Linked DNA regions of Mus musculus: region 1 is linked to region 2. A link is a loop called in an ENCODE intact Hi-C map of the cell type or tissue named here. Cell type or tissue: heart. All regions are shown on one strand.

The links. Hi-C counts contacts between places; a loop is a spot of excess contacts. Peaks named below come from ENCODE experiments on the same cell type or tissue, not always from the same donor. Only the 100,000 strongest peaks of a DNase experiment are listed, where the experiment ranks them.
Region 1: it touches region 2 in a loop (1.8-fold over the local background); 1 of 42 quality-filtered maps calls a loop at or near these places.

What each region holds. Positions count from the first base shown.
Region 1 is chr3:102,128,527-102,132,526 of GRCm38, forward strand. The region is part of intron 7 of Casq2 (calsequestrin 2); the gene reads left to right. Among named protein-coding and RNA genes, the nearest start is that of Casq2, 44 kb to the left of the region's middle. In heart, a CTCF peak has its summit at 2,157 (motif pointing right); no DNase peak of the experiment used is centred here.
Region 2 is chr3:102,202,717-102,206,716 of GRCm38, forward strand. It overlaps Vangl1 (VANGL planar cell polarity 1), which reads right to left and starts at 1,977. Exons shown (of 8, transcript NM_177545.5): 1 at 1,796-1,977. Gm16160 (a long non-coding RNA gene) reads left to right here and starts at 1,124. Exons shown (of 3, transcript XR_375921.3): 1 at 1,124-1,554; 2 at 3,085-4,000. In heart, no CTCF peak of the experiment used is centred here; DNase peaks (open chromatin) are centred at 1,005, 1,485 and 1,925; H3K4me3 peaks cover 2,943 bases; H3K27ac peaks cover 2,549 bases.

The sequences.
Region 1 (4,000 bases), 74 kb before region 2:
AGCTAGAGACTCACCCCACTCCCATTGTAGCTTCAAGTAGTGTCTATGAACAAAAACAACCAGAGTCTGTGGGACACTTTCTAGGCCATTGCTGGTGTCCTTTCACTTAGACTGGCCAGCTCTCCAAAGTGATGTAGGACAAATACTATTTTAGCCCATTTTACACATAGAAAAACTATGACCACCTTAGGTTAACTACTCAAGAACACATGACTAATAAGCATGGATTCTTGGGGTGCAAAGCTATCTGGACCCAAGTCTCATGTCTTCTTTAGTATCTCTTCCTAAAGTGGCTGTGTACCACAGGCTGACACTGTGGTATTGGTGCCTATGTGTGATGATATAACAGTCAAATGACAACTTGTAGGAGTTCTTGTCTTCCACCATATGGGGACTGTCTTAGTCAGGGTTTCTATTCCTGCACAAACATCATGACCAAGAAGCAAGTTGGGGAGGAAAGGGTTTATTCGGCTTACACTTCCATACTGCTGTTCATCACCAAAGGATGCAGGACTGGAACTCAAGCAGGTCAGAAAGCAGGAGCCGATGCAGAGGCCATGGAAGGATATTCTTTACTGGCTTGCTTCCACTGGCTTGCTCAGCCTGCTCTCTTATAGAACTCAAGACTACCAGCCCAGAGATGGTCCCACCCACAAGGAGCCTTTCCCCCTTGATCACTAATTGAGAAAATGCCTTACAGCTGGATCTCGTGGAGGCATCTCCCCAACTTAAGCTCCTTTCTCTGTGATAACTCCAGCCTGTGTCAAGTTGACACCCAAAACCAGCCAGTACAGGTACCAAAGACTAAATCAAGTCATCCGTTAAGTGGCAAGTGCCTTTACCTGCTGAGCCATCACACCTGCCCCAGCAGTTTCTTCTGAAGAAAGAATTATTGTATTGCAGAATAATTTATAAGACAGGACTAAAGAGCCTTCCATTAGTAGCCCCAAGGCAACGCCATTGCATAAGGGGGCTATAACTTGTTTTCTTTCCATCTGTTCATTTGGTCTGAGGAATTTCAATAGAGATGAAGGAGATAGAATAAAATAGTGGTAACCAAGCTGGTCAGTAGTTGGTGACACTCATTTCTTCTTGGTATGGCTATGTTTTCCATCTTTTACTGAGTTTTCAAGAGGTTTATAGACTTGGGCTCTTTTGAGTTGGTAGAAGTTATATTAGTAAGAATTTGTTGCACTGTGTTAAGAAGGGAGTTGGTAAAGTGAAGGTTGCTTTCCCAGATTAAATACTAAGGGTTGAAAGGAGAAACGGTCTCAAAGTATAATACCTTGGGGCAGGAGGAGCGGCTAGGCTTGTTAAGGCAATCGTTGCACAGGCCTGGGAAGCTGGGAACCCCAAGAACTCACATAAAATTGGAAGGAAAGGACTGATTCCACAAGGTTCTCTGACTTCCACATGCATGCTGTAGCATGCTCCTTTCCCCTCATCAGAATCACACAATAATAACAACAACAACAATAACAATATAAAAATTCACAACGCCAAGCCAGGACATTCATTGTAAGGCAGGAACATATAAACAGCTGAGGAATCTGCAGGGGAGCATGGTGGATCCCGCAGCCCCTGCTCCTTGGAGTCTGGTGCATGGCCACTACATACCTAGGCTCGTTTTAACCTCTTTATGCACATTCACCGCACGCAGCAGCATTGAGCTTGTTCAAACAGTGCCACTCACTGTTGATGCTATGGACTATATCTGTATCTCACCCAAATTCATGGTTTGAAAGCATGATGTCAAGTGTGGGGACTTTGGAAGTTCAATGGTCACCATGTCAGAGCCATTGTAGTTAGAGTTGCCCAGATGAAAGAAGCCCCAAGTTGTGCATGGTGAATCATGCATGCCCAAGTTGTGCATGGTGAATCATGCATGCACTTGCAGCAGGAGGCTAGTAAGTTGGAGGCCAGCTTGTGCTACATAGTGAATTTGGAGCCAGCTGGGGTTACTTAGAGAGTTGCTATCCAACAAACAGAGAGAGAGAGAGAGAGAGAGAGAGAGGCTCAAAAAGACCGAAGACACTGAGGAGGGTGCCTTTGGCTTCCCACCCCCCAGAACAGTAAGACATAATCCTCCTGGATTCCTGCTATTACTAAGCTACCCTGTGTACGACCCTTATGACTCACAGGATGGACCAGCAGAGGGCGTTGGGCTAGACAGAAGCAGCCAATTGCACTTGGGTCTCCGCTTGCTCTATGGCTTTGATAAGTCACTAGGATTCTTTAAAGTACCGAATAGGAACACGATGTGCATTTGCAATTCAGAGTCCAGGGATTCACAAAGAACTTACCAGTTCTGCTTGCACTCATTTGGTGCATAGACATACATTCAGATCTCACCAGTTCTTTTGTGGCCAGTGGTAGATATTGTTGCCATTTTGGTGACTATTTTAAGGCAGAGTGCCTTCTGCCAGGGAGCTTATCATACAGCTGTGGAGGGAAGATTTCTCCAACTCAAAAGAGAATGTCCAGCTGGGAGGTGACATATCCCAGCAATCAGAAGTAGGGGGGTGGGGGGGAATCTGTTGTGAGTTTGAAGCCAGCCAGGTCTACATAGGGAGCTCTAGGTCAGCCAGAGAAACATGGTGAGATCCTGTCTCAAATAAAATAAAATGTAATGAACAAAAGAGAATTCCCATGACACATTGAATCTCACTGCTTTGTAAGCTAACTTTAATAGGAAGAAAGAAAAAAGAAAGGAAAGGAAAGAAAGAGAAGAAAACAGAAAAGAAAGGAAAAAAAAAATAGATTCAAGACACCACTGTCTCCAGGCCAGCTGGGTGATCTACAGAGCCCAGGCTCTAGGCTCAGAGAACACTGTCACCCTGGCCCATGGCACTCGTTTTCCCTGTGTACACTGATACTCACCAAGCAACTGGATAACTCATGGGCTTGCGTGGATAACTGCATTGTGGGTTTATTGAGGAAAACTCCCAGCATGTAGCACAGGCCCTGCATCGCCACAGGTGCCCAATACCGGCTCATGCCCCCATTGCTGAGATGCTTGCAGAGAGCGTCTCTGTAACTCTGTTACCTAGGGCCCATCTCAGCTGAGAGTAGTGACAGGCATACTTGGAATAGCCTGTCAGAAAATGAATATGGATTCTTAATTCTAAAACCAATTTCCAAGTGCACTCTGGAAGGGCAGGCAGAAATGAAGCCTGCTTCACAGAGTTATGGGTGCTCAATTCCAGCTGATGGCAGGCGACAGAGACATGGGACCGCCTAATGAGACCTGATCGGGATAGTCTGTGTGGCGGTAATAGCAAATGTACAGCCGTGAACCTCAGCCTCTCTCTCTGGTCACTGCTGGGTTTTCCTAATAACCCGGTGCACACACATATATGTCTGTAACATTCAACTCCCCAGGGGATCGGGCCAACGCAGAGCCCACTCTTGTTTTTAATAATAATATTTTCTATTTAATCTATCTTGGAATTTTGGGAGGTTTTGTTCATCCCAAACTCAAAGGGAGAAAATTAGCATTTAGATAGGATTGCAGGAGCATTAAAATCAATCGAAATGGAAATGGTTGGAGGGGGTTGGGTCCCCACCCCCATAGGAAGACTCTGTTATGACACTAGGCTTCCCAGTGAATACCTCTCTCTTGGCAGCTGCCATCAGTATGCACTTGGCTTTGTTTCTCCCTCTCATAGCATGGAGTCTCCAGAGGGTCACATTTCCTATACAAGAGGCTGCTCCAAACTCTCACTCTTTCTTCCCTGGTCATAATCAACACACAGGCAGCCTTCCTGCCCTAGATGTAAATATGAAATTCTCTGTGCTATCTGACAAGCTCCCTAGTTTGCTTTCCTTTCTCTGGCAATCCCTCCTAGGGCACATCCTCAAACAACCATAGTCCCAAATTCCAACCCCTCCTTGGAGCTCCCCACATTCATAGAGATGTTCCCGTTGAGGGCTGAGGAGATGGCTCAGGGGCTAAGAACATACTGTTCTTGTAGAAGACCTGGCTTCTGATCCCAACACT
Region 2 (4,000 bases):
TGTGTGTGTGTGTGTGTGTGTGTTTTGGGGGGGGGGTCACTTTAAGGAGAAAGGAAATTAATCTCAAACAGCCTCCAGCCCAGGTGAGACCTATGATTATTAATCAGCATGATGAGGCCCCCATCCAATCCAAACTACATCAGACGCAATGCAAGGTGTGCCTTTGGGTATACATCAGGGGGATAAAGAGTACTTGGCACACTCAGCACATTAATTCTTCAACAGACGGTTGTCATGGAATTGTTACTTGGTAAGGAAACTTTTCAATTTCCTGTATGGTTTCATCCTATTGCTCAAGAAATAAGACAATAACAACTTTTTTGAGACTTGGCAGGCAGTCTCAAAAATATGACACTCACAAAGTCTTTCATTTTACTTACAAATGAAGTTGCCACCAAGTGACACTGTCAGCAACTGCATCCCTGAAAATTTCACACTGGGAGTTTTGGCTATTCATAGTGGGAGTCGCCAACCTTTAGAAATGCTAAATGCTCCTGGATATTGCTTTGAAATGTAGAATAAAACAGTTTCCTCCCACACATCAAAGCCCCAACCATATCACACTGATTTAATTCAATTCTAAAAACTCTAATTAGTGGTTACATAAAATGGCTAATTATGCCTCCCTGGGCTCCGACGGTTTCTGCCATGGCACTTACAGAGCCTAGGAGCTGTGTAATCAACACGCCCACTAGAAGGAGAAGGCTAATTAGTATTGTTGATTGGTGACATAACTTATAATATTTTTTCAGCAAACCCCGTAAAACGTATAAACACGTCAGTGAAAACACTAGTCTTCACAGCTAACTTTTGGAATTCGCCTGTAAGGGCGCGCGCACTCCTGACCACAGTCCCCTCAAACGGGTTCAAACTAACGCACGCACCAACCACACAACCATGCCAATAAAGACCCCTGCCACCCCTCCATGAACTTCAGAAGGAGCTCATCTTCGCGATCTGGGCATCACACCCGGTTTGGAGACATGAAAATTGAGATTGCCCGGCTCCGACTCTCCTCTCCTCATCACTTAGCCCACCAGGCTACGGCTCCGCCCCCACTCCTGCTTCCACCACCGACGCTTTTAAATTTTTATAAAGCTTCACACTTCTCTGGGCGCGCTGCTCGGGGCAGTTCAATGGCTGCAGGATGAAATAAGGTTCGACTGGTGTCTAAGGCTGCCCGAGTGCGGCGAGGTTGCCCAGGACAGGGACTCCTCCTTTGGCTGGGACTGGCTGCTCGCCTCTGCTCCGCCCCGGCGCTTTTGAAAGTAAACTACCTGCCTGTTGCGCTCCGCGATGCGCAACTGGCCGCGCCCCCCAGGCCTCCCGGGCTGCGGTTTTGTAAGCGAAGTGAGAAACACGAGCCAGCTCCGTTCCTGTGCTGGAAAACCGGCCAGTTGACCCCGGGTCCTGGCGGGGACCCCCATCGCGTTCTGCCCTGCAAGGCGCGTCCAGCCACTGGTTGCCTCCGACACGCCGTCATTCCCTGGCCACCACCCGGCACGCGCACTCAGGGGCGCACTCCGAAGGCCAGACAAGGCAAAGAAGTCCGAGGTAGCGCAGGCTGCCCCAGGACTCCGAGCACTGGAATGGAGCGGAGAGAGCCCGGGGCAGGGATGGAAGGACCCGCGTCTCGGGGAGCTCGACCCGGAGGAACCCAGGGGTCTCCCGGTCCGAGGGCCCGGACCCCAGTCGGACTGCTGGGGAGCAGGGACACCCGCAGTTGGCCTGACCTCCCACCCAGCTCAGTCTCGAGCCGCCGCGCCGCGCCGCGCCCGCCTCTCCCGGGACTCACCCCGGCGCCGGCCCGTCGCGCTCCACGCCCGCGCTCTCGGCTGCAGCGCCCGGGCTCCGCGGCCTGCGCTGGGCTGCAGTGGAGGCACAGCCCCGCCGCGGCCGCTGGTCTCTGCTGCTTTCCGCTTCCTGTCCCGGCGCCGCCCCGCAGCCCCAGCCCAGCCCTGCTAGCCCGGCGCGGCCGCCAGCCAAGAGCTGCGAGCGCTGCGGGCCCCGCTGCCGGCCCGGCCCACCTGCAGCGGAGGGCGGGGCACGGGGACACACACACACACACACACACACACACACACACACACACACACACACACACACGGCCTGGCCAGGGACTGACATCTCCCCTCCCAAGTGGACCCACTAGCACACAGCCTAACAAATCTCATCCTGAACACACACACACACACACACACACACACACACACACACACACACACGGCCTGGCCAGGGACTGACATCTCCCCTCCCAAGTGGACCCACTAGCACACAGCCTAACAAATTTCATCCTGAATTCCTGAATACATGACGCAGGGGTTGATGTCTCTCCACCCAGCACCCCAACATACCCCCAAGATCACACACGCACGCGCACACACACACACACTTACAATTGTGCATAAAATCCAAGCCCTCATTGTTTGCCATCATTAAAAGCTCCAACCCGCATATCCACATGGCTCAAGAACCAATTTCTACCCCTCCCCCAACTCATACATTTTTCAGCACACATAATACACTTAAACTCCAATGTAGCTCAAGAGATGACCCAGCCCGTAACCACCAACGCCCACAGTCCTACAGCAGCTTCTCCCCGCTCCTCTTCTACCAGAGCAGACATGCCTGCCTACTGGAAACTACCAGGAGAGCGCATCTCTGAAGGCAGGGAGCCAAAAGTTCCAGACCGATTGAGACCACTTCCCTCGCTAAGCTTCCTTTCCCTGTCTGGATAGTGGTGAGGACTCTAATGTCCTTGAAGGGTTGAAATTCTAGTATTAGAAAGTGCAGAACAGTTGGCAACTGTTTTTGTGAATATTCTCACCCTTCTTTCTTAGTCGTCATAGAATCCATGCCCAGAATGACAGATCTATAGCTGCCATGACAAAATGCTCCCGCGAAGGCACGCACAGCGGGAAGTGCTGAATCTGCAGTTTGTTTGCAGGAATGCTGGGGGTGATTTGCCTTGCGAAAATGCAGGCTCTTTGTGAAGTAGCCTTGTTTGGGAACCTGTAGCCTCAGGAAGTCCTTACTGTCTGCTTTTTCCTAACTCCTCTATATTCCATTTTCTCCACCATCCAGGCCACGTCCTTCTAAGTACACCCAGATGTTCACGGTGGCAGGACGATGTTCCACACTCCTAGCCTCCAGACTCCAATGACCCCACCATCTGCATGTACCTGAACTGCAGCCTCTAAATGACTCCGGAGAGCAGATCTAGAGTCCAGCATCCCGTTTCCTCGGGTAAATCCAGCTGTCTGCCCGGCATGCTTAGCTGCTAAGGTGGGAAAGCCAAAGAAGTCTGGAAACGGAGTCCCATTCACCTTACCACTTAGAACCTTCACACGTAAAGCAGAGCAAGACATCCCAGTTCAAGTGTGAGGTTCTCCAGGAGTCCTGTGTAATACTAAGACCCACAATGAATTTTCATGGAATGGCATTCCAGCTTGCTCTGGGTGATTTAAGTAACCTTATAATGTGATGCTTCTGAGAGGGGTCAGGGGAGAAGGATAACCCAGAATATTATAAATGATGAGTTCACGTCAAAGTGCTATCTACTATTTGTTTTTACCCCATGAACTAGAGTTTCAGAGTTGAAAAGTTCAACTGAAGGCATTCAGACACTGAGTGGTGGTCCGTGCAACCGAGCGTTGCACTGGATAGAGCGAGCTACCTGTGGCAGAGCTGTTCAGCACTACTAGCCATTCATCTGACATTGACTCCCCCAGCTACACCTTTATCAATAATTCAGGTGACTCCACGGGCACCACCTGCTACTCTCTTGTTTTGCTAATCCGTTTATTTCAAACTGCATAGGGGAAGAGCAACACTATGCATTGGGTTCTTTTCCAAATGTCAACATGCCTACCTTCCATGCGTGCAACAGCAGCTTCCTGGTCTTATATTTTCCGTCCCTCCCTCCTTCCCCCAAGGCTTGTAATGCTCTACCTGCTATGATCCACCCTATCTACCAAGACCCAACAGTTGTATGACAAAA